Linked DNA regions of Homo sapiens: region 1 is linked to region 2. Evidence: chromatin loops called from intact Hi-C (ENCODE). Cell type or tissue: B cell. All regions are shown on one strand. Links, peaks and the distances in the headings refer to the core of each region. The heading gives the core; the rest is flanking DNA.

The links. Hi-C counts contacts between places; a loop is a spot of excess contacts. Peaks named below come from ENCODE experiments on the same cell type or tissue, not always from the same donor. Only the 100,000 strongest peaks of a DNase experiment are listed, where the experiment ranks them.
Region 1: a loop joins it to region 2, with 7 times the contacts of the local background. A loop is called at or near these places in 5 of 110 quality-filtered maps.

Annotation. Positions count from the first base shown.
Region 1 is chr10:6,374,978-6,391,255 of GRCh38, reverse strand. No RefSeq gene overlaps it. Among named protein-coding and RNA genes, the nearest start is that of LINC02656, 33 kb to the right of the region's middle. In B cell, for the core only: no CTCF peak of the experiment used is centred there; a DNase peak (open chromatin) is centred at 9,015; H3K4me3 peaks cover 624 bases.
Region 2 is chr10:6,290,858-6,307,135 of GRCh38, reverse strand. It overlaps a transcript of PFKFB3 not described here and the pseudogene SDCBPP1. Among named protein-coding and RNA genes, the nearest start is that of LINC02649, 28 kb to the left of the region's middle. RefSeq lists enhancers at 7,050-8,249, 11,147-11,376. In B cell, for the core only: no CTCF peak of the experiment used is centred there; a DNase peak (open chromatin) is centred at 6,855; H3K4me3 peaks cover 1,248 bases; H3K27ac peaks cover 929 bases.

The DNA of each region.
Region 1 (16,278 bases), core at 6,241-11,240, 83 kb before region 2:
CAATGGAGAAAGAGTAGTTCACACAGAGCCAGCTGTGCAGGAGACTGGAGTTTTATTATTACTCAAACTAGCCTGCCTGAGCATTCAGGGGTCAGAGTTTTTAAGGATAATTTGGTGGGTGAGGGAAGGCTAGTGAGTCAAGAGTGCTGATTGGTTAGGTCAGAGATGAAATCATAGGGAGTTGAAGCTGTCCTCTTGCGCTGGGTCAGTTCCTGGGTAGGGGCCACAGGATCAGATGAGCCAGTTTATCGATCTGGGTGGTGCCAGCTGATCCATCAAGTGCAGGGTCTGCAAAATATCTCAAGCCCTGATCTTAGGAGCAGTTTAGGGGGGGTCAGAATCTTGTAATCTCCAGCTGCATGACTCCTAAACTGTAATTTCTAATCCTGTGGCTAATTTCTTAGTTCTACAAAGGCAGTCTAGATCCTAGACAAGAAGGAGGTTTGTTTTGGGAAAAGGCTGTTATTATCTTTGTTTTAAACTATAAACTAAGTTCCTCCCAAAGTTAGTTCAGCCCATGCCCAAGAATGAATGAGGACAGTTTGGAGGTTAGAAGCAAGATGGAGTCAGTCAGGTCAGATCTCTTTCACTGTCTTGGTCATAATTTTGCAATGGCAGTTTCAGTTCCCCACTCTAAAATATTAGGAAACAATCACGGATTACAAGATAACTGAAGAAAATCTCTAATAAGGAAGATAAAAGCCAATACAAATAAATAAGGGGGCAGGCAATTTAGAGAAAACAAGCCTATGCATGAAGGGGAAAAAAAAGACTTTCTAAAGAGAAGCTATCACTAACAGCTTTAGAGAGACAAAAGAAGAAACAAGAACAGGTACTATGTAAACGTAACTCAAAGAACAAAATTCTTAAAAATTAAAAATATGATTTCAGACATAAAAAGCAATGGAAGGATTAGAACATAAAATTGAGGAAATATTCTATAAAACAGAGTAAATAAAATAAACAGAGGAAATAATAGGAAAGAAAAGACTGAAAAATTACAGAACCTGTCCTGTGGGTTGAATACCTGTGTAATAAGAGTACAGAAAGCAACAACCGAGAAAATAGATGAGAGAGAACCATCAGTGAAATAAGCCCAAGAAATGCATCAGAATTAAAGGGCATGAATTTAAAGATTAAAAGGTATCACCAATTATTTAATAAAAGAAAACATAGTGTCAGGCCAATTAATATCTCAAAATGTCAGAACACCATGATCATAGACAAGATCCTACAGGCTTCCAAATGGGATAGGAAAAATGTTATTTTCAAAGGTCAGGAATAAGAATGACACCAGATCTCTCAATAACAGCACTAGAAGCTAAAAGGGAATAGAGCAATGTCTTCAAATTCCTGATGGAAAAGCACTCTCACCCTACACAAGTATATCCAGATAAAACATCAAGGAAGTATCAGGATAAAGACATTTTTAACATGTAAGGACACAAAAAGAAAAAAATGTACTGCCCATGCACCAATCTTAAGAAATGAGAGAAAACTCCACCAAAATGAGAGAATAATTAAGAAAGAGGAAAACAGCAAGAGTAAGAAACAGGAGACAGTGAGGAGCCCCAAGATGGCAAAAAGGAGAAATCCCAAGATGACAGCTGTGCAGAGGGCATGGAGTTCAGCTCGCCCAGACGGAACAGGTCAGAAGGCTCCAGGGGAGACCTCTTCAGGGAGATGAAATTGCTAGAACACCTGAAGTCCCTACATGTCTTAAGAAGAGATTTAGATGAAAGAATTGAGAGTTTTATTAGCAACACGTATATAGAAAACAAAGAAAATGAAATATCAAGCTTGGTTTCACTTCAAAGAAAACACAAAGCTGTGTCACAAAGGAAAAGTACGTACAATTTAACAGTAAGGGAAGGGCACATGTGGACTCTGTGCTATTTTTGCCACTTTTTCATGTGTCTAAAACCATTTCAAAAGAAAAAGCAATCACAGTGTATGTGGTAGACAGTCTCTAAAATGGTCTCCAATAACCCCCACCTCCTGAAATTCACACTCTTGCATTGCTCCTCCCCTTGAGAACATGTGGAACCTGTGACATGCTTCTAATCAATGGAATATGACAAAGATGATGAACGCATGTGATTCCATTACATAAGGGTTGCTGGAGCTCTCTCTCCTCTGCTGACTTTGAAGAAGCAAGCTGCCACCTTGGGAGAGCCCCCCATAACAGTCAACTGTGGGTACCCTCCAGAGCCAAGAGAGGCCTCCATCAGGGAGCTAGCAAGAAACCAAAGTGCTCAGTCACACAACCACAGGGAGCTGCATTCTGCCAGCAACCTGCATGAGCTTGGACATGGACTCTTCCCCGGGCAAGCCTCAGATGAGAATACAGCCGTGGCCAACACCTTCACTGCAGCTTTGCGAGACCCTGAACAGAAGGCACAGCTCAGCAATGGCCCAACTCAACAACCCACAGAAACCATGAAATAATCAATGTGTGTGGTTTTAAGCTGCTAAGTTTTTGGTAATATTGTTATGCTCAATAGATAACTAATGCAAACCTTCTAGGCTTAAGTGTGGGTTGGACCTAATGAGTCGTGTCTAGTGAATAGAATACAGTAAAGGTGATGGAGTCTCACTTCTGAGATTAGGTGGCAAAAAGACCTGCTTCCATCTTGTTCTCTTCTTGTTTTTCTTCTAGCTCTGAGGGGAGCCAGCTGCCACACTGTGGGCTACTGATGGAAAGACCTGAGCAGTCAGGAGTTGGTGGTATCTCTGGCCAACAGCCAGCAAGGACTCACGACCTGCAAACCCTACATGAGTTAGCTTGGAAAGGGAGCCTCCCACTGCTGATCCTGGGGACATGGCAGCCCTGGCCAGCAGCCTTCACAGCAGCCTTGCAACAGACCCTGGGCCAGAGACCCCGGCTAAGCCACACCTAGTCTCCTGGCCAGAACCTTGAGATAATAAATGCTTATTGCCTTAAGTGGCTAAATTATGGGGTAATTTGTTACACAGAAATCAATAACCAACACAGTAGACTACATGACTCAGCTTTGAATGGCCTTCCTATAGTCCTCCCAAAGTAAATGTTAAAAATTAATCTGACCGAAACTCGGGGGAATAAGAGATGGGAAAGTTGTGAGTGCATGGTGAGAAGGTAGTGGGGGAAAAGGGAAGCCTTCATTTCCATGGAGGGAAGTCAAAGAAGGGTGTCAAAGACTAAACATAAAATGGAGAGGTAGCAATAAAAGTAAGAACAGTAAAGGTGGTTACCCTTCGAGGAGGGTAGGAGAAGTGGGGAGGGGGAGGAAACACTGTTTTCTATCCTGACCCTTGTAAAGCTAGGCGACTCTTTACATGTGGACATGTATACCTTTGATAAAAATTTAAACTTAGAAGAGACTTCCACACCTAGTCCAGATGTGATTCTTTCACGCATTTCAGATGTGATTCTTTTGTCCAATCTAAATTGCTTTTTCATTTCTTTCAAAGATAAAAGACCTGAGTTGTTTTTCTTTTTTTTTTTTTTTTTTCTTTTTTTTGAGATGGAGTCTGGCTCTATCACCCAGGCTGGAGTGCAGTGGCGTGATCTCAGCTCACTGCAACCTCTGCCTCTCAGGTTCAAGTGATTCTCCTTTCTCAGCCTCCTGAGTAGCTGGGATTACAGGTGCACACCTGCCCAGCTAATTTTTGTAATTTTAGTAGAGACAGGGTTTCACCATGTTGTCCAGGCTGGACTCAAACTCCTGACCTTTGGTGATCTGCCTGCCTTGGCCTCCCAAAGTGCTGGGATTACAGGCTTGAGCCGCCACGCCCAGCCAAACATTTTTGATACAGACTATCAAAGCTTCTGTTTCCCTAAATCCCTAATTCTTTAATCCCTTTTGTCTTTCCCTTGTGTGTGTATATGTATGTCTGGGTATGTGTCTGTGTGTGTAGGTGTGTTTATATGTGTGCATGTGTGTGTGACTATGTATTTTTTTGCGTATGAGTCTGTATGTGTGTCTGTATCTATGTGTATGTGTATGTGTGGCTGTGTGTGTCTATATGTGTGTGCATATATGTGTGCATGTGTGTATGTGTGTGTTGGTATGTGTGTATATGTGTCTGTGTGTCTGCATGTGTACACGTGTGTATGTGTATATGTGTGTATGTATATGTGTGTACGTGTGCATATGTGTATGTGTGTGTCTGGATAGTACACATGCGTATATGTCTGTGTATGTGTGTGTCTATATGTGTACGTGTGTGTAACTGTGTGTATGTGTGTGTTTGTGTGTGCAAATGTGTCTGTGTGTATATGTGCATCTGTATGTCTATATGTGTGTCTGTGTATGTGTGTGTCTGTATGTGTATGTGTAACTGTGTATGTGCCTGTATGTGGGTGTATATACGTTTCTGTGTGTATATATGTGTCTATGTGTGTGTGTATCTGTATGTGCGTGCACACGTGGCCATGCCACACTGCCGGGTCTTGTCTACATTTTCCTTAGCAGAGAGGGAGCCCCACAGTGGACTCTGCAGTGTCCACATCCAGCAGTGGCCGGCACATGGCAGGCACTCAGTTTAGGCAGCCTGAGCCTCCTCACCATGCACACCTCCTACCCCAGGCCCGGGCAACGCAGCAGCAGTGGAGGCTGGGTGAGGAAGGGGAAGGCCCAGGGCTAAGACCCCACTTCAGCCCTCAGGAGGGACCATGGCTGTCTGGCTCAGCACTAAGCCCTGTGAGACCAGCACCAGGCTGACACTGATGAGCATGGAGAACCTGGGGCCAAGGCAGCCACGGGGCTCTGAGCTGACCAGCTCCCTTGGCCTTCGCTTCCTCTTTGTGTCATCCTTCCCTGTTCAACCTGCTGATGCTTGACTTTTTCCAGTTTGTCTTTTCTGTTTTGTCTCCTCGTTCTGGGATCACTTCTCACTCACCAGCCACGAAACTCCCCAAAATGACCTCCAGGTCACATCTTCCTTACAACATCTTGATTAGTTCTTCAGAGAGTGCAAGCTGTCCCTTGACTTGCTACTATGCCCCTGAGAAATAGAACAGATGGAATTCTCACCTGCGTTTATACTGTCTTCTGCACAACAGCACACCTTAGCCATCGCTTAGTGAACAACTTTACTGATCCCTGTCCAAGGGCCTAAATGATGCCTGGGAATGGAGGCTGAGCTACATACAGGACGACAGCCAGGAGGGAACTTATGTGGGAGTCCTAAGTAGCCCAGGACAAACATTGCCAGCCAGATAGCCAGTCCACAGGAGCTGAAAACTCACCTTCTTCATCCTGCTGCAACTTCTACTGACCACGCCATACCCAGCTGGCCCTGCCCACCAACAGACTCTAACTTACAGACATAGGGCCAGCTGCTCTTGCTCCTGAAAGGGCCATGAATCCAAGGATTGCTCATCAGTAAGCTGGTCAGCTACCCATGAATCGACCTTACGCAACACAAAATATTTGCCCAGCAACTGCAACCTTCATTGGATATGACAATTCACTGGACTCCTTATGAGGCTTGGCATTAAAAATATGGAAATAAATTGGTGAATTGAGAAGAAAAGGAGGCCAAAGCAAACACATAAAAACAGATACCTCCATGATAAGGAAAACCAAGGTATTTAAATCTCCTATGACCACGTCAAAAGAAACCAGGTGAAGCATGTGCATAGCTTTCTATGTGCAGCTTTACAACCAGCCCCTAATGACCTGTCCTCCCTTGAGAACAAAGCCTGAGGCAAATCTTCGCAGCTCCTGCTTTGTGAGGAGATGGGTGCAATCCCGGGGCAGCAAGAGTGAGGGCAGGAAGCAAAGCGGGAGTGGGGAAAGCAGATGCAAGGGATGTGCTGCCAGCTGCTCATGGCCTCAGAAGACACAGCTGGCTGTCCAGGTATATGGGACGTTCAGGGGCAGGCCAAAGGCATCACCATACCTGGAGCAATGTGAGTGTGAGTGGGAGGAGGAGGGAGGTGGGCAGGGAAGGGAGAAAAATTCACAACTGCCACCACCTCCTGTCTCAATGGTCAAACCTCCTTGTGTGGGGCATGAAGCCCCCTCCTGCCCACACCTCCTTCAGGCTGTCTTCACCCTGTACAGGTACGTGAACTCACCTGCACTTCCTGGTCAAGGCCCCAGGCCCTGTACTTTGCAGCTGTGCGCTCAGATCCACACTTCACCTGAGTCGGGATGTGGTGGGAGCAGCCCAGACCACATGAGACCACAAGGCCAGGACTAGGGAGTAGGTGCCAGGCTGCTGTGGTTCTCAGCCCTGAGCCAGATACAGGGCACCTGGGGGCAGGCAGGTGGGGCCAGGTGAATGAATGTGGGAGGCAGATGCAGACATTTGGCCCAATATAACCCCTCTTAGTAAAGTGACCTGAGGTTTACATTCTTACAGTTCAAGAGCCTAACTCTTGAAAATTCACATTGAATTATTCTCACCCTCATCATGCCTCCTCATCTCCCAGTGCCAGCTACAACCACTTCCAAAATCAGCTCTAGTCGAAACATCACTTCACACATTCAGACTCAAGTTATCCTATTACGGCACCCCCACCAACACCATAGCCTTCATACATCTGTAGGCCAACATTTCCCTATCCAAAAACCATGTGCTCCATTCAGAGGCAAAGCATTCTCAGACTGCATGCCCCAAGAATTGTATCTGGAAAATATAATTGCAATGGTCACAGCACTATGGTATGCCAAGGCAGGTGGTTCCTGGCCTGTTCCCAAAGCTTTACATGCTTGTGGGGAGAGGTTCACAAAGACTTTATAATGCTTTTTGCTTTGAAATACCTCAACGTGCACAGGCTGGGCAATGCTATGTAAAGTTTGATATGTTTCATTGCATAAAGTTACATGAGGATTTGGATATTAGGGAGGCTGTGGGTACTTGGGGGAAAGGTAGACCAGAAGTCAGGATTGTTGGCTCCTTGTAGTCCCTGCTCAGACACTAACCTCACGTGACGTGGGGCGTACAGATGTCAACTGTGGCAAAAAAAAAAAAAAAAAAAAAAAAGGAGAGACGGAAAAAGCCTAGGAACAGTCCACAAAGCCTTAATGCTGCTGAGCCGCTGGCTGTTATTCTTCCGACATCACAGCATACAAGTGCTGCAGTCCCCCATCATTTCCCACAGGCCTCAAAACCTTCTGGGGAGCTGCAAAACACAGATGCCTGGACCTTCCACACAGAAATCTCTTCGTGGAGAAGGCAGCCAGATTCTAGTGTGATCTGAGGGACTCCACATCCAAAGGCTCCACAGGTCCCAAACATCTTCCTAGGCCAGAGTCATCATTCCTGATATGCCAGCCACTTTTGTCACTGCACAAGTAGCCATGCTCTCTTTTGAGTTAAGACATTATGTTTTGTTTTTGTTTTGTTTTGTTTTTGAGGCAGGGTCTCACTCTGTCACCCAGGCTGGAGTGCAGTGGTGCAAACACAGCTCAAGGTAGCCTCAACCCCCTTAAGCCTCCCACCTCAGCCTCCCAAGTAGCTGGGACCACAGGCAGGCACCACCACACCTGACTAATTTTTACATTTTTTGTAGAGACAACGGCTTGCTATGTTACCTAGGCTAGTCTTAAACTCCTGGACTCAAGCAACCCTCCCCCATCAGCCTCCCAAGGTGCCAGGATTACAGGCATGAGCCACCGTGGTCAGCCTATTATGTTATTTTTTCAAAGGTGCTCTATTCAGTTAGCTAACACCACAGCAAGGATCCATCTAACTGTTTAGTTAAGGACAACCCAGAGCAGGGCCTGAGGCCACAGGACAGAGAAGTCAAGTTTTGATGGGGAAAGCCATTTGGGCCATCTTCCCGATAGGGCTGTCTGTGGTGCCATAGATACGGCAGGATGGCATCGGGCATCTGGAAAGGAGTGGGGAGGCCCTGGAAGCTGGCCTCGAGGGACACAAGAACAAACTTTGTGAACTTTCCCAAATGTGCCCAGGCAATCTCAGTCCCATGGTTACATTTTGACTCCCACAACGAATGCGAAGCCTTGGAGAATGAATGGGTTTTGTTTGGATTTTCTGAGAAGCATCTTAATTCAAGACCTTTTGCCTGAGTGAGTCAGAGGCAGGAAAGCCTCCAGTCCCACACCAGCTGGTACTTTTCCATTGCCTCCTCCTGGATTATATAACACAGCACATTTTTAGAAACTTGGTTCTAGTTGTAGACTTCTGAGCTAAAATTTCAGCTTCCCAGTCCTCACACTGTCACTTTTTCAAGAGAGGAGATATTCGTGGTTTTGAGCAATGGAGAGACGCTGGAGAATAATATACTCATTATATGGAAAAGGAATACAGAGTTCCATGCAGTCATCTCAAAATATTTCCCTCCCACACCTGTGTTTATATAGGGACATGATAAGAGACCCCGAAACTGACTGTTTCATCTTGTTGCACCTGGGAGAGTGCCTCTGCTGGGATACTTTGAGTGTACAGTCACATGTGGAGGTAGTGTATTAGCTAAATTCATACTAACATGTAATCGATTGATATAGCATCCAGAGAAGCATTCTGTGGCAAGGAAGTTTCATGGGGCCATCTTGAGAAAACTGAGCCCCTGAAATAAGCAGAGGCTGGAGCAAGAGGAGGGAAATGTGTCGACAGAGATGGAGGGAAGAGCTTGTGGTAAAAAGGAAACTGAGGTGTAGACCATTTCCACAACAGTCAAGTCCATGTTGCAAGATGACCGATTACAAGGACCAGATTCCAGGTCTCTCACTTCTCACCTCCCTTCTTAAAATACCCAGCCTCACCTTCCGTAAACCGTTTGTCCAAAACAGCTCCTTGTCCCAAGGACCAAGTTTGACCAAATCCTCTCCTATTTAAGTAGAAGCAGAAAAGCACCAGCCCGATGCCAACCTGTCTTCTTCAGCAGCATTTCGGGCAAATCCATTTGCACAGTGAGTGGCGTTTCTTGTTTTGATGTCTACTTAGCCCCCAAAGACACGAAAGCTTAGTCACAGCCCAAAACATGGGACCAAAGCCAAACAGGAATCGAAAGAATCAAAGACAAAGCAAAAGCATGCCAGCTGCAGCTGTTAAGTCTTCTCCGCCAGCCCCATGTCTGGTTTCCTTCCCTTTCATGCCCACAAACACTGACATTTGTGTACATGCCATTCCCGAGGGCCTTCAGATTTAAAACACACACACACCCATCATTTTCAGCTGCACTTCAGAGAAGTGTCTCATAAACTATGCAGAGAGCTACAGCTTAATTCTGGCTTAATATGTTTCTAGACACCTGATTTTTTTGCTGCAATGGCCATTGTATTGCCTTGTATAGCCTTTCTCCAGGTGAATGGGACATCCCTGTCCCACAATTTCTGTTGGAGTTGCATTTTAGATGAATGTCGACAGTAGACCCAGAGAAGTAAACTAGTGGAGGAGTGGAAAGGTCTTGATATAGAAGTCCTCAGATCCCTGCCCCTGTTTCCACAATGAAGGCAGCTATGTATTTAACACTTGTCCAGCATCTACTTGGGTAACATGGCTTTCCTTGGGGTGCCCTCTCTGCTTTATGGTTTACAGGACAATCACAGTTATCCACCTCCAAAGAATTGTCCATCAAGTCAGTCCATGGAGAGACATGGTGATATGGTTTGGCTGTGTCCCCACCCAAATCTCATCTTGAATTCCCACGTGTTGTGGGAGGGACCTGGTGGGAGGTAACTGAGTTATGGGGGCGGGTCTTTCCCGTGCTGTTCTTGTGATGGTGAATTAGTCTCATGAGATCTGATGGTTTTATAAAGAGGCATGTTCCTGCACAATCTCTCTCTGTTTGCCTGCCACCATCCATGTAAGATGTGACTTGCTCCTCCTTGCCTTCTGCCACGATTGTGAGGCCTCTCCAGCCATGTGGAACTATAAGTCCATTAAACCTCTTTTTTTTCCCCAGTCTCAGATATGGCTTTATCAGTAGCATGAAAACAGACTAATGCAGTAAATTGGTACCAGTAGAGTGGGGCACTGCTGAAAAGATACACAAAAATGTGGAACTGGGTAACAGGCAGAGGTTGGAACAGTTTGGAGGACTCAGAGGAAGACAGAAAAATGTGGGACAGTTTGGAACTTCCTAGAGACTTGCTGAATGGCTTTTACCAAAATGCTGATAATGATATGGACAGTGAAATCCAGGCTGAGGTGGTCTCAGATGGAGATGAGGAACTTGTTGGGAATTGGAACAAAGGTAACTCTTGTTACGTTTTAGCAAAGAGACTGACAGCATTTTGCCCCAGCCCTAGAGATTTGTGGAACTTTGAACTTGAGAGAGATGATTTAGGGTATCTGGTGGAAGATTTCTATTTCTAGGCAGCAAAGCATTCAAGAGGTGACTTGGATGCTGTTAAAGGCATTCAATTTTAAAAGGGAAACAGATCATTAAAGTTTGTAAAATTTTCAGGCTGACAATGTGATAGAAACAAAAATCCCATTCTCTGAGGAGAAATTAAAGCTGGCTGCAGAAATTTGCATTAGTAATGAAGATCTGAATGTTAATCACCAGGACAATGGGGAAAATGTCTCCAGGGCATGTCAGAGACCTTTGCGGCAGCCCCTCCCATCACAGGCCTGGAGGTTTAGGAGGAAAAAATGGTTTCGTGGGCTAGGCCCAGGGTCTCTCTGCTGTGCGCAGTCTAGGAACTTGGTGCCCTGAGTCCCAGCCACTCCACCCATAACTAAAAGGGGCCAAGGTACAGCTCAGGCTGTTGTTTCAGAGGGTGGAAGCCCCAAGCCTTGGCAGCTTCCACGTGGTGTTGAGCCTGCAGGTGCACAGAAGTCAAGAATTAAGTCGACTCTACCTAGATTTCAGAGGATGTATGGAAATGCCTGGATGCCCAAGCAGAAGTTTGCTGCAGGGGTGGGGCCCTCATTGAAAACCTCTGCTAGGGCAGTGCAGAAGGGAAATGTGGGGTCAGAGTCTCCACACAGAGTCCCTACTGGGGCACTGCCTAGTGGAGCTGTGAGAAGGCCACTGTCCTCCAGACCCCAGAATGGTAGATCCACCAACAGCTTGCACCATGTGCCTTGAAAAGCCACAGACACTCAACACCAGCACATGAAAGCAGCCAGGAGGGAGGCTGTACTCTGCAAAGCTATGGAGATGGAGCTGCCTAAGACCATGGAAGCCCACCTTTTGCATCAACATGACCTGGATGTGAGACATGGAGTCAAAGGAGATCATTTTAGAGTTTTAAGAATTGACTACCCCGCTGGGTTTCAGACTTGCATGGGGCCTGTAGCCCCTTTGTTTAGGCCAATTTCTCCCATTTTGAATGGCTGTATTTACCCAATGCCTGTACCTCCTTTGTATCTAGGAAGTTACTAACTTGCTTTTGATTTTACAGGCTCATATGCAGAAGGACTTGCCTTGTCTCAGATGAAATTTTCAACTGTGGACTTTTGAGTTAATGCTGACATGAGTTAAGGCTTTGGGGGACTGCTGGGAAGGCAAGATTGGTTTTGAAATGTGAGGACATGAAATTTGCAGGGGGCCAGTGGCAGAATGATATGGTTTGGCTGTGTCCCCACCCAAATCTCATCTTGAATTCTCACATGTTGTGAGAGGGGCCTGGTGGGAGATAATTGAGTCACAGGGGCAGATCTTTCTTGTGCTGTTCTCATGATAGTGAATAAGTCTCATGAGATCTGATAGTTTTATAAAGAGGAGTTTCCCTGCACAAGCTCTCTCTCTTTGCCTGCTGCCATCCTTGTAAGATGTGACTTGCTCCTCCTTGCCTTCTGCCATGATTGTGAGGACTCCCCAGCCATGTGGAACTATAAGTCCATTGAACCTTTTTCTTCCCAGTCACAGGTACGTCTTTATAAGCAGCATGAAAATGGACTAATACACATGGTAACCACCCACTCATTCAAATAATAAATACCTGGGGAAGAAATATACATTGAGTGTTTGCTGTATGCCAGACTGGAACATGCACTAGTCAACAAAGATGAATAAGACAGGCCCACTGTCTCTCTCTCCTAAATACTTGTAGTCTATGTGAACAATGAACCACAGTGAGGCCAGGTCTATAAAGTCCAGTGATGTGCTAGAGCCAGCTTGTACCAACTCTTTTTTTTCCCCAGGATGGAATGCAGTTGTGCAATCATGGCTTACTCTCAGGCTCAAGTGATTCTCCCACCTCAGCCTCCCAAGTAGCTGGAAATACAGGTGTGTAGCACCATGCCTGGCCTGAATCAACTCTTGAGAACTGACATTACATATCTCTTCCCAGCTGCAAGTTCAGAAATCTCAAGTTGGTAGCTTGAAAGCAGCCATGGTGGGAGTATTTATACTACAGAAATTGGCAAACACCACAAATCAGGATTTTGGTGGTGTTGGTTTGGGTTGGGTTTTGTTGGCTTTTTCTTCATTTCTTTTTTGAGATGGTGGTTTTTTACCAGCACACATCTGTCTGTAACATTAGAGTGATTGAATTGCTGTAGCAGAGAGCACATTTTTCTGCTTTTAGGTGGTGGGATAAGGCTTTACATAAGAGATGGCATCTTGGTGGCACATTTCAAGTTGAGTAGCCTTCTACCAGGCAGCAAAAGAGGAACAAAAAAAAACCCAGAAAGAATAACATAAGTAAAGCCATAGAAGTTTCAAATTAAAAAAATAAAATAAAAAAAAATTTAAAAAAACCTCTATGGATTCAGAGGAGGAAAGCACTACAGTTGCTGAGCTGCCTGGGGAAGCCCAATTGGTATCTAAAGACTAGCAAGGTGATATGGTTTGGCTCTTTGTTCCACCCAAATCTTATCTCGAATTTTAATCCCCTGGTATTGAGGGAGAGACATGGTAGGAGGAGATTGGATCATGGGGATGGTTTCCCCCATGCTGTTCTAGTAATAGTGAGTCAGTTTTCATAAGAGCTGATAGTTTAAAAGTGGCAGTTCCCCCTTCACTCTCTCTCTCTCTCCCGCCACCATGTAAGACATGCCTTGCTTCCCCTTCACCTTCGGCCGTGATTGTAAGTTTCCTAAGGCCTCCCTAGCTATATAGAACTGTGAGTCAATTAAACCTCTTTTGTTTATAAATTACCAAGTCTCAGGTAGTATCTTTATGGCAGTGTGAGAATGGACTAATACCCGAGGTCTTCAGTAGATGGATGGGGGCAGCAGTGGGAGAGGAGCTGCGAGAGGGGGAGCAAGCTGGCTATCAGCATGAGCAGAACAAACTAGGCTGCTTAACTCAGTGGGGCAGAGGAGACTGTCAGCATCCTTTCTCTGACCCCTTTGATAGTTCTCCCATCATCTTCCAGATGAAAGGAAAACTCCTTAGCCTGGCAGGCAAAGCCCTGCAGTTTCCGCACACATCTCCCACCAGCCCCAGCACGGGGCCTACCCTCCTGGGCCATTCATTGTCCTCCTGACCCAGGCTTTTACTTTCTCACTCAGGTTTTCTCTGCCTACTGTAATTCCCTTCTTCCATCCTCCACCTTCTCCTGGAGAACTCCTACACAGCCTCTAAACCTCTTCTAACGTGACTCTTCAAATACTGCATGTTTTCATTCATAAGTGAGAGCTATAAAGGAGATCTCATGAAGATACAAAGTAGATTGGTGGTTACCCAGCTAAGGAAGGGTAGGGGGAAAAGCGGGTGAAGAAAAGATGATTAATGGGTACAAATATACAGTTTGTTAAGAGAAACGAGACCTAGTGTTAGATAGGTCGGTAGGGTGACACAGTTTACAATAATCTGTTGTGTGTTTCAAAATAGAAGAGAAGAATTCAAATGTTTCTAACATAAAAGACAAATATCTAAGGTGATGGATATCTCAAGTACACTGATTTGATCTTTACAAATTATATGAATGTATTAAATTGTCACATGTACCCCAAAACTACATACATCTATTATGCATCAATTAAAAAAAAAACATTTGGCCAGGTGCAGTGACTCATGCCTCTAATGCCAGTACTTTGGGAGCCCAAGGCAAGAGGATCACTTGAGCCCAGAAGGGCAGCTGGGCAAAATAGCAAGACTCCAACTCTACAGAACATTTAAAAATTAGCTGGGTGTGGTGGCACATGCTTGTAGGCCCAGCTACTCAGGAGGCAGAAGTGGGAAGATTGCTTGAGCCTGGGAAGTCGAGGCTGCAGTGAGCTATGATCACACCACTGCACTCCAGCCTGGGCACAGGGCAAGACCCTGTCTCTAAATAAATAAATAAATATATAAATAAATTAAGAACTTTCACAACTCCCATTCCCTGATCCTGTCCATCATCAAATTCCCCAAAAGTCATATGTGTTTCGTTGCAATAATAAACACTTAATGAACTGATGGAGGCTTATGTATGTCACTTGTCTCCCTACCAAAGTATAATGTTCTGTAGGGAAAGAATGCTGGGCTGTCTTCTCTCTGCACCTACAGTATCCGATACAGTGCTTTCTGCTGAATAAGGGATCAGTAACTATTTACTGAACTGACTTGAAGAAGTGGGGTAGGGTTGGGGAATGGAGCACCTGAAATTGGTGAAGACCATAAGGCTCACTGTTAAAAGTTTGCCAATGTCAGGTGTACACTTTTTCCATTTTTTTCTGACTGTTTTCCATCTTTTCTGACTGTTAAGCTAGGTTGCAGTTCATCCATGAGGACTCAACCACATGAGTACACAAACCACATTTAAGATGGTTCAGGGGATACACTTAGTGTTTGCCTAGGTTTTATTTTCCACCTGACAGTTATATTTTATCTGCATAAATGGCCAACATTGATTTTGCCATTTCTTTGTGGTAGTGTCTTCGTAAAATCAATGGAAATCAAAGTTGCTCCACTGTGGGGCCTCAGCTTCTACCATCTCCTTCTGCTTCTCTCCAGATGTTTTCAGGATTTGGAGGATTTTTCTAGAGCAGAGGAAAGGAGTGGGAGGAATCTGTTTTAACAGCTCTGCAGGTGCCTGCTGCATCCCTGGGAGCTTGTTAGAAACGCAGGTTCTCAAGCCTCACCCCAGACCTACTGAATCAGAACCTACATTTTAACAGGATCACGGGATGATTCTTTGCACATTAACACCTGAGAAACGCTATTCTAGAGTCCTGTAGAAGAAAGATCTTTTCCATTAGGAAATTGTCATCAAGAACTGTGGCTGGTTAAAAACGGCCATGCAGTGTTACCACTTCTTCCACTCAGAGATAGGGTCTGTCTCCCATCCCCTTAAATCTGGGTTGGCCTGTGACTACTTTTGATCAGTAGACTATGGCAGCCATTGATGCTGTGTCACCCACACGGTTGGGCTTTAAGAGATCTGAGGCTTCTGTCTCTTAGAACACTCCCTGGAGGGACCCAGTGAATACACTGTGAGAAGCCCCCAGAGATGCACTGTGGATGAGAACTAAGACATTTGACACAACGGTGAGGTTCTTGGCTGACAGCTACTGTGCAGCCATGTGAGTCAGCCTTCCTGGATGTTCCAGTGCAGGTGAGCCCACGTGGAGCAGAAGAATATACCAGCTAAACACAGCCAGCTATAGACTTGTGTTAGGTAATAAAGAGTTGTTTTTAAGCCACTAAGCTTTGGGACGATTTATTTTACAGCAATAGATAACTGAGACAGTACAATAACAAGAGAATCTATCTCCTGAAGAAGTCTCTTTCAGGAAAATGATTTGCTGGGGGGAGGAGCCAAGATGGCCGAATAGGAACAGCTCCGGTCTACAGCTCCCAGCGTGAGCGACGCAGAAGACGGGTGATTTCTGCATTTCCATCTGAGGTACCGGGTTCATCTCACTAGGGAGTGCCAGACAGTGGGCGCAGGCCAGTGTGTGTGCGCACCGTGCGCGAGCCGAAGCAGGGCGAGGCATTGCCTCACCTGGGAAGCGCAAGGGGTCAGGGAGTTCCCTTTCCGAGTCAAAGAAAGGGGTGACGGACGCACCTGGAAAATCGGGTCACTCCCACCCGAATATTGCGCTTTTCAGACCGGCTTAAGAAACGGCGCACCACGAGACTATATCCCACACCTGGCTCAGAGGGTCCTATGCCCACGGAATCTCGCTGATTGCTAGCACAGCAGTCTGAGATCAAACTGCAAGGCGGCAACGAGGCTGGGGGAGGGGCGCCCGCCATTGCCCAGGCTTGCTTAGGTAAACAAAGCAGCCGGGAAGCTCGAACTGGGTGGAGCCCACCACAGCTCAAGGAGGCCTGCCTGCCTCTGTAGGTTCCACCTCTGGGGGCAGGGCACAGACAAACAAAAAGGCAGCAGTAACCTCTGCAGACTTAAGTGTCCCTGTCTGACAGCTTTGAAGAGAGCAGTGGTTCTCCCAGCACTCAGCTGGAGATCTGAGAACGGGCAGACTGCATCCTCA
Region 2 (16,278 bases), core at 4,634-9,633:
TGGATGGAGCCTGGAGGCCGCCTGCTGGAGGATTCCCTCTTGCTCAGGGGAGGTCAGTCTTTTGTTCTATTATAGTGAGGTCTTCAACTGATTGGACAAGGCCCACCCACATCAGGGAGGGTGGCCTGCTTTACTCAAAGTCTACTAATTGAAACGTTAATTTCACCCAAAAGCACCCTCAAAGAAACACTCAGCATAATGTTTAACCAAATATCTGGGCACATTGGCCCAATGAAGTTAATACGTAAAACTAAACATTACACTGATGAACTGAGAAAGTTGTCCTGTCACTACTTATGACCCCGTAACTTGGTTGTCTCACATCCTACTGGAAGAGCCTCATGAAAGAGACATGAGTGTGTTACATCTTTGGCAGGTCCCTGAGACCTGCTCTCCTTTGCAGGGCCCAGGACACGGCCTTCCATGGGGGAAGTCGTGATGAATAGTTATTATGTTGAATAGAGGCTCTGTGTCTGGAGTAAAGGTGTTATCTCCTTCCTCCACTATCTCAAATCTTAATTCATCTTTCTGGGTTTTCATACATTTCTTTTTTTAATATCTAATATGTAGGGAAATCTGTTACATTTTTGAAAAGCAACCCTGACTTCAGCTACTTGTTGATCTGAGCCCACGGCCATCCACCACATTGTGATGATGGCCTCTGGCCTGTCCCACAAACCCAGAGAGAGGCTGAAGACACAGCCTGTTTCCAGCCATCTGAGGACTAAATGCCCCCAAAATACCACTTAACCATTCCACAGATATTTTCAAATGCATCTCTGAGAGGTAATGCAATATCCAAGCCAGCTTGCATCCTGAGTTTCTGCTTTGATAGATGCATAGGGTTCAGGGACAGGAGACAAAGCCTAGAATCATCATAGAAAACTGGAACCCCCTTTGCCCAAAGGGCAAATCCTCAGAATAAGAGGAATGAGAAGGCCAAGTGCAGTGATGCGCACCTGGAGTGCCAGCCACTCATGAGGCCCAGGCGGGAGGATCACTTAAGCCCAGGAGTTTGAGGCTGCCATGAGCACTGATCACACCTGTGAAGAGCCTCTGCTCTCCAGCCTGGGCAACATAGCAAGACCCTGTCTCTAAAAATAAAAAAGAGGAAGGAGAAATTAACCCAATGTAAATAACAAAAAAATAAAGGAAACAAAACCTGCTTGTCTTGACCTCAGCACTCTGGGGAGAAGGGGAAAAAAACCTGCCCTTAGAAGTTGTTACCTCAAACCAGGTTCCAGGCAGATTTCCAGTCTGAATTCACATTACCTGTGTGATCTGAAAAGACCCATTTGGATATTTACGTTTAAAGTGTTCAGGGATGGTAGTCCTCCTAGGCAACTGACAGAAGCAGATATTCTCTGGAGAGATTAAGGTGCTTCAACCAGGCCTTAAAGAAGTCCCACAGATAAAGTAACCAGGAAAGTCAGCAGCTCACAGTAAAAGAATTTTTAAACACGAAAGAAAGAAAAGCCCTCTGTGTGCAAGCAAACAGAACCTCAGGCCCCAGAATCCCACTTGCCAATACTTCAGTGCTTAAGGAAATAAATCAGGAGCTTAAAAGCAAGAACGAGGAATGAGAGAGTGCAAGGAACGGCTAAGCATGCTTGAAAAGAAAACAAATTTCATAAATGTAGGAATGCCTACAAATTGGCTGGGTGTGGTGGCTCACGCCTGTAATCCCAACACTTTGCAAGGCCAAGGCAGGAGGATAGCTTGAGCTCAGGAGTTCAAGGCCAGCCTGGGCAACATAGTGAGATGTCATCTCTACTAAAAAAAAAAAAATTCCTAATATTTTTAATTTACAATAGTAAGAGATGGTGGCTTATGCCTGTAATCCCAACACTTTGCAAGGCCGAGGCAGGAGGATAGCTTGAGCTCAGGAGTTCAAGGCCAGCCTGGGCAACATAGTGAGATGTCATCTCTACTTAAAAAAAAAAAAAAAAATTCCTAATATTTTTAATTTACAATAGTAAGAGATGGTGGCTCACGCTTGCAATCCCAACATTTTGCAAGGCCAAGGCAGGAGGATAGTTTGAGCTCAGGAGTTCAAGGCCAGCCTGGGCAACATAGTGAGATGAGTGAGATGTCATCTCTACTAAAAAAAAAAAAAAAAAAAAAAAAAAATTCCTAATATTTTTAATTTAAAATAGTAAGAGATGGTGGCTCATGCCTGTAATCCCAACACTTTGCAAGGCCGAGGCAGGAGGATAGCTTGAGCTCAGGAGTTCAAGGCCAGCCTGGGCAACATAGTGAGATGTCATCTCTACTAAAAAAAAAAAAAAAAGTTCCTAATATTTTTAATTTAAAATAGTAAGAGATAGTGGCTCATGACTGTAATCCCAACACTTTGCAAGGGTGAGGCAGGAGGATAGCTTGAGCTCAGGAGTTCAAGGCCAGCCTGGGCAACATAGTGAGATGTCATCTCTACTAAAAAAAAAAAAAAAGTTCCTAATATTTTTAATTTAGAATAGTAAGAGACGGTGGCTTATGCCTGTAATCCCAGCACTTTGGGAGGTCGAGGAGGGCAGATCACTTGAGATCAGGAGTTTGAGATCAGCCTGGTCAACATGGTGAAACTCTGTCTCTTCTAAAACTACAAAAAATTAGCCAGGCGTGATGGCTAAGAGATAAAAAGAACATACTAGATACATTTAATGTCTAACGGTAGTAGTAGCCCGCAGAGGATGGCTGGACTGGCATATAGGCCTGCAGAAGGGATACGTGATGCTGTACAGAAAGATAGATGGATTCTTAGGGTGTGCTGAGCTGTGGGGACTCATGACCCCAAATCCACCATGTCTCAGGTTACACAGGTTTAGATCTGCTCCCTAAAGGGCAGACTAACTGCCCTGCTGGGTCAAGTTGTCATCAGTTACATCCATTAGTGCTTTCCAGAGAAAATAAAAGGGAGCTTTCTATCTAAATATTTAAATCTATCTGTTACTGCAGTAAGTAAACAATCTGAAAATCCAGATTAGCACAATTGGTCTTTAACAAGGATTCTTCACTTTAAGAAACAAGGTGCGTCTCTGGGGCACTAAAACTCTGATTAGAAAACAGATCAAAGCAGCACTCTGTGTTGATGGCTTCTCCACATGGTGACTCAGGGACCCAGGATCCTTTCATCTTGTGTCTCTGCCGTCCCCTGCACTCTCATTTTCATTTGGGTCCAGCCAGCCACAGGTGAGACTGTGGGGTGCATCCATGTCGTAGAAGCTTCAGCTAAGAGATGGGACACTTCACTCCTGTTCTGTTCTATTGGCTGGAACTCACTATCAACACTTATTTTTCATTTTCTTCATTTTTCCATTTTCTTTTTTTTTTTTTTTTTAGATGGACTCTCACTCTGCTGCCCAGGCTGGAGTGCAGTGGCGCAATCTCGGCTCACTGCAAGCTCTGCCTCTGGGATTCAAGTGATTCTCCTGCCGCAGCCTCCCGAGTAGCGCCTGCCACCACGCCCGGCTAATTTTTGTATTTTTTGTAGAGATGGGGTTTCACTATGTTGGCCAGGGTGGTCTCGAACTCCTGACCTCGTAATCCACCCGCCTCGGCCTCCCAAAGTGCTGGGATTACAGGCGTGAGCCACCGTGCCCGGCATTGATTTTTGTATTTTCATCAAGAGTAAATAAAGGCTATTTCAGCATTGATTGTCATTTTTTTTTAAACTGGACCCACTTATGTAATACTTAAACTAATAAAAATTGTAATATGAAACCATCGTTGCACTCTGAATAAACCTTATTTTGTCATGGTAGGATGTTGCTACATTGCACCATGTGCTCATATTTTTATTAGAATTTTCACTTCTCTATTTATGAATAAAACCAGTCTACATCTTTCTTTCTTTTTCTTTTTCTTGTTTGTTCTTGCATTAGGATTCTGCTACCTTTGTAAATAAATCAATGTATTCCTCACACAGCATATACATATTTATCAGTCTTGTAAGCTTAGAGCAGTCCATAAATCATAAAAGAGTTTAGGGTGAATTTTAGAAGAGAAAAACAAAAATGAAGTAATAAACAAACAGTTGCTGACAAACAAATATTTGTGCTTTATAAAGCCAGTCCTACGCTTGATCTTACCCACATGCCCTGGACAGATGACAGGAGGCCTGAGTTCTCATCTCTGCTCCGCTCCTGTGTTATCTCACAAGAGTCATGACATCCCGTTACCTCGAGCGCCCTTTCTATGCATAAAGAAGGCACTGGGGAGACGCCATGTCCAAGGTGCCTTCCAACAGTCTGACAGTTTTTCTAAATTTCAAAGATGACTTTCTCAATGCAAAAGCCAAGAAAGATCACATAAAACACACACACACACAAATATATATATATATGTGTATGTGTATATGTGTGTGTGTGTGTGTGTGTGTGTGTGTGTATACACACACATATTTTTATTTTGGGCTCCCACCAGAAAGGAAGATAGGTATAGAAAAACCACAAGTATGGGCCGGGCACGGTGGCTCATGCCTGTATCCCAGCACTTTGGGAGGCCGAGGCAGGTGGATTGCCTGAGGTCAAGAGTTCGAGACCAGCCTGGCCAACATGGTGAAACCCCGTCTCTACTAAAATACAAAAATTAGCTGGGTGTGGTGGCAGGCACCTGTAATCCCAGCTACTTGGGAGGCTGAGGCAGGAGAATTGCTTGAACCCAGGAAGTGGAGGTTGCAGTGAGCCAAGGTTGCACCACTGCACTCCAGCCTGGGCAACAGAACAAGACTCCGTCTCAAAAAAAAAAAAAAAAAAAAAAAAAAAAAAAAAAAAACTGGCCAGGCACGGTGGCAGTGGCTTATATCTGTAATCCCAGCACTTTGGGAGGCCGAGGCAGGTGGATCGCCTGAGGTCAGGAGTTCGAGACCAGCCTGACCAACATGGTAAAACCCCACCTCAACTATAAATACAAAAATTAGCTGGATGTGGTGGCGCATACCTGTAATCCCAGCTATTCAAGAGGCTGAGGCAGGAGAATCGCTTGAACCTGGGAGACAGAAGTTGCAGTGAGCCAAAATCATGCCACTGCACTCCAGCCTGGGTGACAGAGCAAGACTCTGTTTCAAAAAAAAAAAAGAAAAAGAAAAGAAAAGAAAAATCGCAAGTATGTTACCTTCGTATAAATAACAAAGTTAGCTCACTTCTCTGTTTCCTCCTGTTAGGAAGTGGATAAAGCAAAATGATCATCCAGTCACTAACCTGTGTGGTGGGGAACTTACGAGGTTGGTTAGTCATTAATCAGAGCAGATAATAAAGCATGTGACTCTCAGCCCAGTTCTCTGCACTGGAATAATGTGATCCTCATTTCCTGAAATTTAGTCATAACGAAGGAAGTGATTTGAAATTAGCTTCTCTTATAAAGATAGAGGAATCCTGATGAATTAGAGCTCCCTTTCACCTGGGACTTGCCTCCATCACACTTGGCGATCCCCACACCGCCCTTTGAGCTGAGCTGCTCTTGAGGGCAGACGAACTGCCCTACTGGGTCAAGTTGTCATCAGTTACATCCATCAGTGCTTTCCAGAGAAAATAAAAGGGTACTTTCCTCAATCTATCTGTTATTGCAGTAAGTAAAAAACCTGAAAATCCAGATTAGCACAATTCATCTTCAATGAGGATTCTTCACTTTAGGAAACAATGTGCTTCTCTGGGGCACTAAAAACAAGTTTATTTCCAAAACAAATTTTGATCAATGCTCAACAGTTTTTAAGGATGTATCTCAAATGATCTAAGAATATGCATCGACCATTATTTATAAGTAAGGGTGAAGGAAATGCACCTTTATGAAGTCCCTGAAGCACCCAGGGACTGTACCAGATGCCTTACAGGTGTACATATGTACTAGGTATAAAGGTTAGTTTCCTAATCTAGGTATGTGTAAATCCTCATCTTACTTTATTTCCTTGAGTCAAAGTCAATTCCAAGTCACCATTCCATTGAGATAATGAAAAGCCCAATGGTGGATGCCTCCTCCTAGTCAACATCTCCCCCCAAATTATAGGAAGGCACACAGAGCAAGATATCATCTCATGTTCACATGGCCCACGAAGTCTGGCCATGCCAAGCTTGGGCAGAGGAATCTTCTGCAAGATGGCAGCTTCCACTGTTACGGACCAGCCTCCATGGTGCACCAGAAAGGCACTCCCCTCAGGTGTCCTCCCACCTTGCTGGATGTTGCCAAAAATAAAAGAACAAGATTCCTCTATTTCTGGCACCCACAGCTTCCTGTCTCCTTTCAAATCCTGCGTAATTACCCTTCTCTCAAAGGCAGTAGCTTCTCTCTAGTACCTACAGCATAATCGCCTCAAGAAACCAAGGCTTCCAGAACTCAAACCCAGGAAGGAATCTAGGAGGATTCCAGAAATCAAGCCCAGGAATGAATCAAACCCAGCTGCACTCAACTCTGGACTTCCACGGTGCCTCGCGAGACTGGCTTTGCTAAGGCAAGGGCTTCTGGGTGGAGTTAATAAGAAAGCAGCATGAAAAGGTGCTTTGAGACACGACACATCGTTTCCTGCTAACGATCAAAGAATATACACAGCTGTTCCCGTTTCGGAGCAGTTCTGGCCCCAGGAGAGAGTTGCTGAGTTGCTTTCTGGAAAAGCTGGCTTTGACTTTTCAAGGCAGCTCATGCTGCTAAAGGTTGCATAGGCACAGAGAGAGGGAGCTGCCGGGGGCATGGGGGAGCCTTCCCTGATGCAACTGAACTTGAGCTGAGCTCACTATGTCTCTAGAATCTACTACCTATTCCTATTCAATAAATACAAGTATTTATTAAACATCTGTTACGTGCCAGGTCCTGTGTCAAATGATGGAGGAAGTGAAAATGCGTAAGACACAGTCTCACTTTGAAGAGTTCTCAGCCTTGTGGGCAAAGGCAGGAAGGTTCATTGTGTGGCTTGAGTGCACACAGGGAGGCTTTAAAGAATGTGAGAGGAATATGAGGAACAGATGCTGCCCTGGAGTGACTCGCATCTCGCCCGAAGAGACAAACAAGGCACCCAACAACCACAGAACCAGTAAGTGCCAAACCATGGGTACTAACCCTAACTACAATGGGTATTCTGAAAAGGCAGAAAAAATTTAAGTGATCTTAGCATAATCAGACTTGGTGAGGCTTAACATTCCTCCCTCTTCACTAAAAAAAAAAAAAAAAAAAAAAAAAAAAGTCTTCTGAACAGGCACTGCACTAGGCTCTGGGAATGCAAGCCTAGGAAAGTCCAAATCGACGCCTTAAAATGTTCAGCAGACAGTGAAGGAAACATGGAGCTCCAAACCAGGGGCTAAGTGCCACCCTCAACACAGCTTCAGGCCTTCACTCTTCCCAGGAACTGGGGACTGTTTCAGAAAGGGGGTGCCATCTCTGCTGAGCTTTGAAGGAAGGGTAGAAGTTAGCCAGGGAGCAAGGTTGGAGGTAAGGGGTTCTAAGCCCAGGAGACGCCAAGAGTATAAAATTGGGTAAATTCCTGAAAAGTCAAGGTCAAGCAATTCCTGTATAAGGAGAAGATTTGGTGAAATCAAAGAGAAGACAAACTTGAGGCCAGTAAATTATTACCCTTTATCGGTCTTAACAGACGGGAACTAACAATATATCCCTGCGAAAGATCAATGCCGGAGTGAGGCTCAAGTTCACCTCCCGCAGCCTGTGACTCACGGCACACTGACTCAGCCATGCTACCTGCAAGGAGGCACGTTAGGACAACGCAGGGACCCAGCACGTGCCAGTGAGTCTCTCTCTGTCCTAACTATGGGATGCCACCCTCCTGGGTCAGCTGACTCACCCCTGCCTGTAAATCCTAGTCAGGTCTGTAGGTGCCTGGGGAAGAATCCTACCTACCTCTGAGTAAAGACAGGAATAGAAGCTGGTTCGTCTAGAGCAGCAACACAACCAACGTTGAAAAAAGCAAACACCATTTCTGAAAATTGCATGCAGAGTGCATGGTATCAACTGACGTGTCTCCCCTAGGAGAGTGAGCCATTAATGCTTTGCTAACCACAGCGCTATCAAGACCATCGTTTCCAATCCTACAAAGGAAACACCAGGAAAAACAGAATTTAAAGGTTTTATTTGTCAACCTAAAGAGGAGGCAATCAATATCATTTGAGTGCTTTCATTACATCCGAGAAGGAAATGAAATCAGGATGCACCAGCATGGGTTTTAGGCTATGCAGCCAACAGAGATGAACCAGACGTGTCCTCAAGGAGCTTAGAATCAGGTGGAGAAAATAAGATGTCATATAAATTACCTAAGCAATAGTTGGCACAGCACTATAAGCCACCAAATGCTGCATTCTTTTTCCGCACCAACAGATCCGGTATGTCTTCAGGGAGCACCTGCGTTGGGGTGCGTTAGAGATCCATCTGGAAGGCCAGGAAGACATTCAGGACCATTCACAGCTGGAATGCTCCTGAACAGCTGCCCAAGATCCAGGCCTGGCCTTTCAGGATGCCCTGAAAATGCACTGAACAAGGCCAAGTGCAGTGGCTCACACCTGTAATCCCAACATTTTGGGAGGCCGAGGCAGGAGGATTGCTTGAGGCCAGAAGTTCAACACTAGCCAGGGCAACATAGCAAGACCCCATCTCTGAAAAATATTTAAAAATTATCCAGGAAGTGTGCCTATAGTCCTCGCTACTAGGGAGGCTGAGATGAGAGGATCTCTTGACCCCAGGAGTAGAAGGCTGTAATGAGCTATGATCACACCACTGAATTCCTGGGCAAAGAGCAAGACCTTGTCTCAAAAAAAGAAAAAAAAAAAAAAAGTGCCCTGAACCATAGAATAAGTGGACTCTGGACTCTGCCATTCTCCTACTTCCCTTTCTTGAGCCAGTTTCCACGGGCATTGGCCAAGGTAACCTAGGGTAATCCGAGGTTACCCTAGGAGAAGCAGAACTCACAGCTCACAGAGCTGAGACAGAGGAGAAGTGTGTTTGGCTTGGCTTAAACCTAGACTTCCTAGGCCAGGTCACAGTGTCTCCTCCACTTTTTCCCTTTAACTTTTGCTCAAGAGATCAGACTGATTTATAAGATAAACAGACTGCTAGCCAAGAAGTCTCCTTCCTCCCCCCTTCTTTCTGTTCTGGTAAGTTCCATACCTAAATAGAACATAGTGACTTATGGTTCCAGCCCAATTATTAAGAGCCTCTTCAGTCTGGAAGTGTAATGTATATGTTTGTTCATCCACATTCTTGACAGATGAACAGACTGATACCCCCAGGAAGTCATCAGCAGAAGAGAGACGGGTCTTTAGGAACACCTGTAAGCCAAGGTGTTATACAAGACTAGAGATGTGTGGAGCAGAGGTAGAAATACCCACAGATAGGAAAGAGGACCCTTCTGGGATATGGAGAGAAGGAAAGGTCAGCCTACTCAAAAGTATCCTCGATCACTTGACACACCCTCCACAGGGTCATCATCAAGGAGCTGTAATTCATCCATGACAAGAAGCTTCCAGCTCAAATGCAAACATTCCTGAGACAGTTCCCACAGGAGCTCAGAAACGTCCTCCACGTACCCCTCATGGGGACATCTTGCTCCTACAGCAGTAAACGTCTTGCTTCCCTCCAACGGTGCTTCCTTACCTGTCCCTACCTGTGCCACGACCACAGGATGCCTACAAAAAAAAAAAGAAGGACACCTCACTGGCACCTCTCTCCTGATTCTCATCTGCACTTTGTTACCTGGGCTCTGAAGCAGCCCTGCTCCTGCTCTTGGGCCACACAAAGTGCTCACGGATGTGGCCTTTTTATCTTTTGCCTACTCTCTCCCTAGGGTTCAAGCATCATCCCTGTGTCCTAACCAGGGAACAAGTGGCATGTTCCCTTTTCTCCCAGGAACCTACACACAATTGCTTCTCCGATGAAAGCCACTTCCACTGTGCACATCAATCAAGGCAGATGCATAGCAGGGGCCGGGGGACCCTGGGCTGCTCTTCCAGCACTTAGCCAAACACTGAATCTGTTTATGCTCCACTGGGACACAAAGGAATGTCACAGGCACTAAAATATTCCACTTCCTGGTTACGCCCAGGCAAGCCTGGTTGGTGTTAGGAGACCCAGATTCTACCTCAAGATTGTGCTGCTGTTTTCCCTACAGCATGGTTGGTCATACACAGGTGAGGTCCAAGCTTTAATTATCCCTTTACCTTGGGTTCCTGTCAGAGATGTTCAAACCAGAACAATTCCATCTTGAATAGGGGCTGGGTAAAATGAGGCTGAAACCTACTGGGCTGCATTCCCAGGAAGTTAGGCATTCTAGGTCATAGGAAGTCGGCACAAGATACAGGTCATGAAGACCTTGCTGATAAAACAGGATGCAGTAAAGAAGCCAGCCAAAGCCCACCAAAACCAAGATGGCGAAGAAAGTGACCTCTGGTCATCCTCACTGCTCATTACATGCTAATTATAATGCATTAGCATGCTAAGAGACACTCCCACCAGCACCACGACAGTTTACAAATGTCATGACATCAGGAAGTTACCCTATATGGTCTAAAAAGGGGAGGAACCCTCTGTTCCGAGAATTGCCCACCTCTTTCCTAGAAAACTCATGAATAATCCACCCCTTGTTTAGCATATAATCCAGAAGTCACAATAAGTGTAAGCAACTGAGCAGCCCACACCGCTGCTCTGCCTATGGAGTAGCCACTCTTTTATTACTTCACTTTCTTAATAAACTTGCTTTCACTTTATTCTATGGATTTGCCTCAAATTCTTTCTTGAGTGAGATCCAAGAACCCTCTCTTGGTGTCTGGATTGGGACCCCTTTCCGGTAACATTCCTCTAAACTAGGTCTGAGAGTCCTTTTTTTGAATTGAATGGCTACTGAGAAGTTTCCAACAATATTTGTAGAGATCAGTCTATAGTGGGTACACATCTCAGTCTACAAACTTACATTTACTTAAAAAAAAAAAGAAAAGAAAAGAAAAAAAAGAAAATGCCAACTTCCAGTAAAGAACTTGGAAGTCATCTCTCCCATTCTTGCAACAAGAAAAAAAGCTGAACAAACTAAAGATCATCAACTTTTTGATCCATCAGAGAATTGAGGTCACAGAGCCAATCTCTGTCCCCAAAACTGGAGAGACAGAAAAATACAAAGAATGACAGCTTCCTGGGAGCAGAAACTCACAGCTGGAGCCAATATCTGTTGTAGTGTGTGAAACTGTCATCAACTAGTTGCTGGAGGCTCAGTGTAAACTAGCTTGAGAATTGAAAGCTCTAAAGGGACCCAGTCTTAGGGAGGTGCCCACGCTTGTGTGAGTTTTGCCTTGGGGAATTCCACCAGGTCTCCATTGTGAAGATCAGAGAAAAGTACCCTCTAACTTCCAGCAGAGGAGGGGGAAAGTAACTGTTCTGAAATACACCCAGAGCTCTCTGTTCTCTTTAACAAGTTCTGCCCTCAAGGGAAACTACTTTGCCAGAGTCTAACCTACTGGGGTTTTACCAAGGCCCAGCTGGCCTGGGGGAAGAGAAACACCCAACTCAGGCTCACTAAAAGACTAAGACTTGATCAGAAAAGTAAAGAATGCTTCCCTAACCCCCACACCTCACCACCACATCAAGATGGCGCCTGTATAATAACGGGATTTCAGCTTAAAAAAAAAAAAAATTGGCTGGGTGCGGTGGTTCACGGCTGTAATCCCAGCACTTTGGGAGGTCAAGGTGGGGTGGATCACCTGAGGTCAGGAGTTCAAGACCAGCCTGGCCAACATTGTGAAAACCCATCTCTACTAAAAATACCAAAAAAATTAGCCAGGCGTGGAGGTGGGCGCCTGTAATCCCAGCTACTTGGGAGGCTGAGGCAGGAGAATGGCTTGAACCCTGGAGGCAGAGGTTGCAGTGAACCAAGATTGCACCATTGCACTCCAGCCTGGGCAACAAGAGTGAGACTCCTTCTCAAAAAAATAAAATAAAATAAAATCTACAAGCCTAAGACCCTATTCAAGGAGTCTCTAGGAAAACCCAAGACATCACAGGAGACAAAAACAAAAGTGTTCAAGAAAATTTTAATCTGTGACACTACAGCTACAGCAAACAGTGAACACAGCCTCACTCCTAGCCAGATAAACACACTAGAGATCAATCTATGTCATTTCCTTTTACCCAATACATCATATCTGACTTTCAACAGAAAATTACAAGGCATGATAAAAAAAAAAAACAAAAAAAAAACACCTTCTGAAGAAACAAATCAAACATCATACACAAACCTAGGTATGGCAGAGATGTGGGGATTATCAGACCAGAAATGTAAAATAACTGATTAATATGCTAAAGGCTCTAATGGAAAAGTTGGACAACATCCAAGAGCAGATGGGAAATGGAGGCAGAGAGATGGAAACTCTAAGAAAGAATCAAAAGGAGAGGCTTGAAATCTAAAACTTACTTATGCAGAATGACTGGAGGCAGTGATGGCAAGTGGGTCCTTGTGGTCTAGAAGAATCCTGCAAAAATATCTCTCTCCATCTCTCAAAGATTTGAAGGTAGACTAAATAATTCAGGCTCAAACTGCTTGATATGGTTTGGCTATGTCCCCACCCATATCTCAAATTGTAGCTCCCGTAATTCCCATGTGTCATGGGAGGGACCCGGTGGGAGGTAATTGAATCATGAGGGCGGGTCTTTCCCATGCTGTTCTTGTGATAGCGAATAAGTCTCACGAGATCTGATGGATTTATAAAGGAGAGTTTCCCTGCACACGCTCTCTTGCCTGCTGCCATATAAGACATGACTTTGCTCCTCCTTTGCCTTCCACCATGACTGTGAGGCCTCTCCAGCCATGTGGAACTGTGAGTCAATTAAATCTCTTTCCTTTATAAATTACCAAGTCTCAGGTATGTCTTTATTAACAGTGTGAGAACAGATTAATACACTGCTTTTGCTGCAAACCCTGCCAACCCAGCAATTTTGTCAGAAGCTTCTGTTCACATCTCTCAAGATGGAAACCTCTATTCCAAACTATATCCAGAGCTCTCTCAACACATAGGCCTGAGTTTAAATAAAGAAGAAACACATGCAAATATGACCATGGTTTCTGGTGCGCCAATTCAGGGCCAGTTGGTAGCAAGACCTTCCAGTACGAACTATACAATGGCTCCTATAACTGGTAATGATGTTGGAATTTGTAGAGCAGAAATTAAGCAAGGGATTCATGAAGCCATTGGATCAAGATGGAAAATTCGTGAAGCCATAAGGACCAAGATGGAAAAATTGAACTCTGGCTTAAATCAATAGATAATGGTATATGTGTTCAGCAAGTCAAGGATAACTCTCCAACCTTATTGGTTGGTCTGAGATTTGGGAACCAAGTACTCCAAATCAATGGTGAAAACTGTGCAGGCTGGAGCTCAGATAAAGTGCACAAGGTGCTCAAACAGGCTTTTCAAGAGAAGATTTCTACGTCCATTCATGACAGGCCCTTTGAATGGACAATTACCATGCATAAGGATAGCACTGGACATGTTGGTTTTATCATTTAAAATGGAAAAATAGACCGGACGTCGTGGCTCACGCCTGTAATCCCAGCACTTTGGGAGGCCAAGGCAGGCAGATCACCTTATGTCAGGAGTTTGAGACCAGCCTGGCCAATGTGGTGAAACCCCATCTCTACTAAAACTACAAAAATTAGCCAGGCATGGTGGTGCACACCTATAATCCCAGCTACTCAGGAGGCTGAGGCAGGAAAATTGTTTGAATCCAGGAGGCAGGGGATGAAGTGAGCCGAGATTGCACCACTCCACTCCAGCCTGGCCAACAGAGTAAGACTCCATCTCCGAAAGAAAGAAAGAAAGAAAAGATAACATCCATAGTGAAAGACAGTTCTGTAGCCAGAAATGGTCTTCTCACAGAACACAACATCTGTGAAATCAACAGACAGAAGGTCACTGGACTGAAGGACTCTCAAATTGCAGACATACTGTCAACATCTGGGACTCGAGTTACTATTACAATCATGTCTTCTTTTATCTTTGAACAGATTAAGTGGATGACACCAAGCATGATGAAAAGCCTAATAGACCACACCATTCCTGAGGGTTTAAAATTCATCACACGACGGAAATGTAGCTGAACGTCTCCGTTTCCTTCTTTGGCAACTTCTGTATTCTGCACGTGAGGCTTTCTGGGGCCAGCAATTGAGCATACGCTGCATGAGGATCTTTCCATCTCACATTATGGCTGGGAATCTTACTGTTTCATCTGATAACCTGTTCAGATTTCAAGAGAGCTGTAGCCTTATCCTGGTTTTATAGAGGTGAAACTTTCAAGAGATTTACTGACTTTCCTGGAATAGTTGCTTTTCCGGAAACCTGATACTTTCATAAGCCATTGTGATTAGAATGACTGATACAGGCTTAGCTTTGTGTGAGAACCAGTCACCTTTCTCCTAGGCCATGAGAAGTGCTGTTCATGTTACTTTAGTTCTATGGGATGTTTGCATTTTTAACACATTCTACCACAGTACACTTAGAATGATTGCCCTTGATAGTTTTTTTTTTTTTTAATTCTGTGTATGTGTGTATAAAATGCCAATTAAGAACACTGGTTTCGGGCCAGGCACGGTGGCTCACGCCTGTAATCCCAGCACTTTGGAAGGTTGAAGTGGGCAGATCACGAGGTCAGGAGATCGAGACCATCCTGGCTAGTAGAGATGGTGAAACCCTGTCTCTACTAAAAATACAAAAAAATTAGCTGGGTGTGGTGGTGGGCGCCTGTAGTCCCAGCTACTCGGGAGGCTGAGGCAGGAGAATGGCATGAACCCAGGAGGCGGAGCTTGCAGTGAGCCGAGATTGCGCCACTGCACTCCAGCCTGGGCGACAGAGTGAGACTCTGTCTCAAAAAAAAAAAAAAAAAAAAAAAAGAAAAAAAAAAAGTACACTGGTTTCGGCTGGGTGCTGTGGCTCACACTTGTAATCCCAGCACTTTGGGATGCTGAGGTGGGAGGATCACTTGAGATCAGGAGTTCGAGACCAGCCTGGCCAACATGGTGAAAACCTGTCTCTACTAAAAATATAAAACTTAGCCAGGCATGGTGGCACATGCCTGTAATCCCAGCTACTCGGGAGGCTGAGGCAGCAGAATTGCTTGAACTCGGGAGGTGGAGGTTGCAGTGAGCCAAGATCAAACCACTGTATGCCAGCCTAAGCAACAGAGTGAGACTTTGTCTCAAAAAAAAAAAAAAAAAAAAAAAAAACCACTGGTTTCCTTCCACGTAAGCATTAAACAGTGTATGTAGGTTGTAAGAGATGGTGATGATTGTTCTGAAATCTTAACTACCTTCACTTAATGTGCTTGAACTGTCGCCTTAACTGTGTTAAGCATCCAGACTAAAAGCTGAAATAGAATTACTGCTGCCTTTCTAAAACGCAAAATGTGGTTCTCTATTAATCTGAAATGTACACTAGCCCAGAGCAGTTTAATGATACTTAACGAGCTATAGCATAGCATAGCTGCTTAGTTGTATTTGAGATTTTCTAGTCAATGCATAATGGAAACTTCTTTCTTCTGAAAGTTGCCAGTAGCACTATAGATTGAATGTAAAAATTGTTCTAGTAAACAGGACACTTTTTTTTTTTTTTTTTTTGAGACAGAGTCTCACTTATTCCACTGCCCAGGCTGGAGTGCAGCGGCACAATCTCTGCTCAATGCAACCTCTGCCTCTTGGGCTTGAGCAATTCTCCTGCCTCAGCCTCTTGAGTAGCTGGGACTGCAGACATGCACCACCATGCCCAGCTAATCTTTTTATTTTTTGTGGAGACAGGGTTTCACCATGTTGACCAGGCTGACCTCAAGTGATCCGCCCACCTTGGCCTCCCAAAGTGCTGGGATTATAGGCATGAGCCACCACGCCCAGCCTGAACAAGATAAACTTTTGACTCCTCTTTTTTTTCATTTGTGGATTAAGTGGTATAATACTTAACTTTGGCATTTGACTCTGAAGATTATGTAACCTAGCCACTTCAGATGGTTTTAGAATATTTTTCTAGTAATTTGTTGCACTTCCTGATTCCTCCTTGCAAACTAAATGACAGGACACTTTATCCTGATTATTTTCTTGTTTTTGATTTATGCCTATTCTATTTTAATTAAATATGTACACATAAAGTTAAAAACAAAAATAAAAAATGAAACTCATGTATGCAACAAACATGTAATGGGAATACCACACAGAAAAAAAGAGAAAGAGACAGAAAAAAATATTTGAAGTAATAATGGATGAAAATTTTCCAAAATTAATGACAGATACCAAACCACAAAACCAGGAAGCTCAGAGGAGGATAA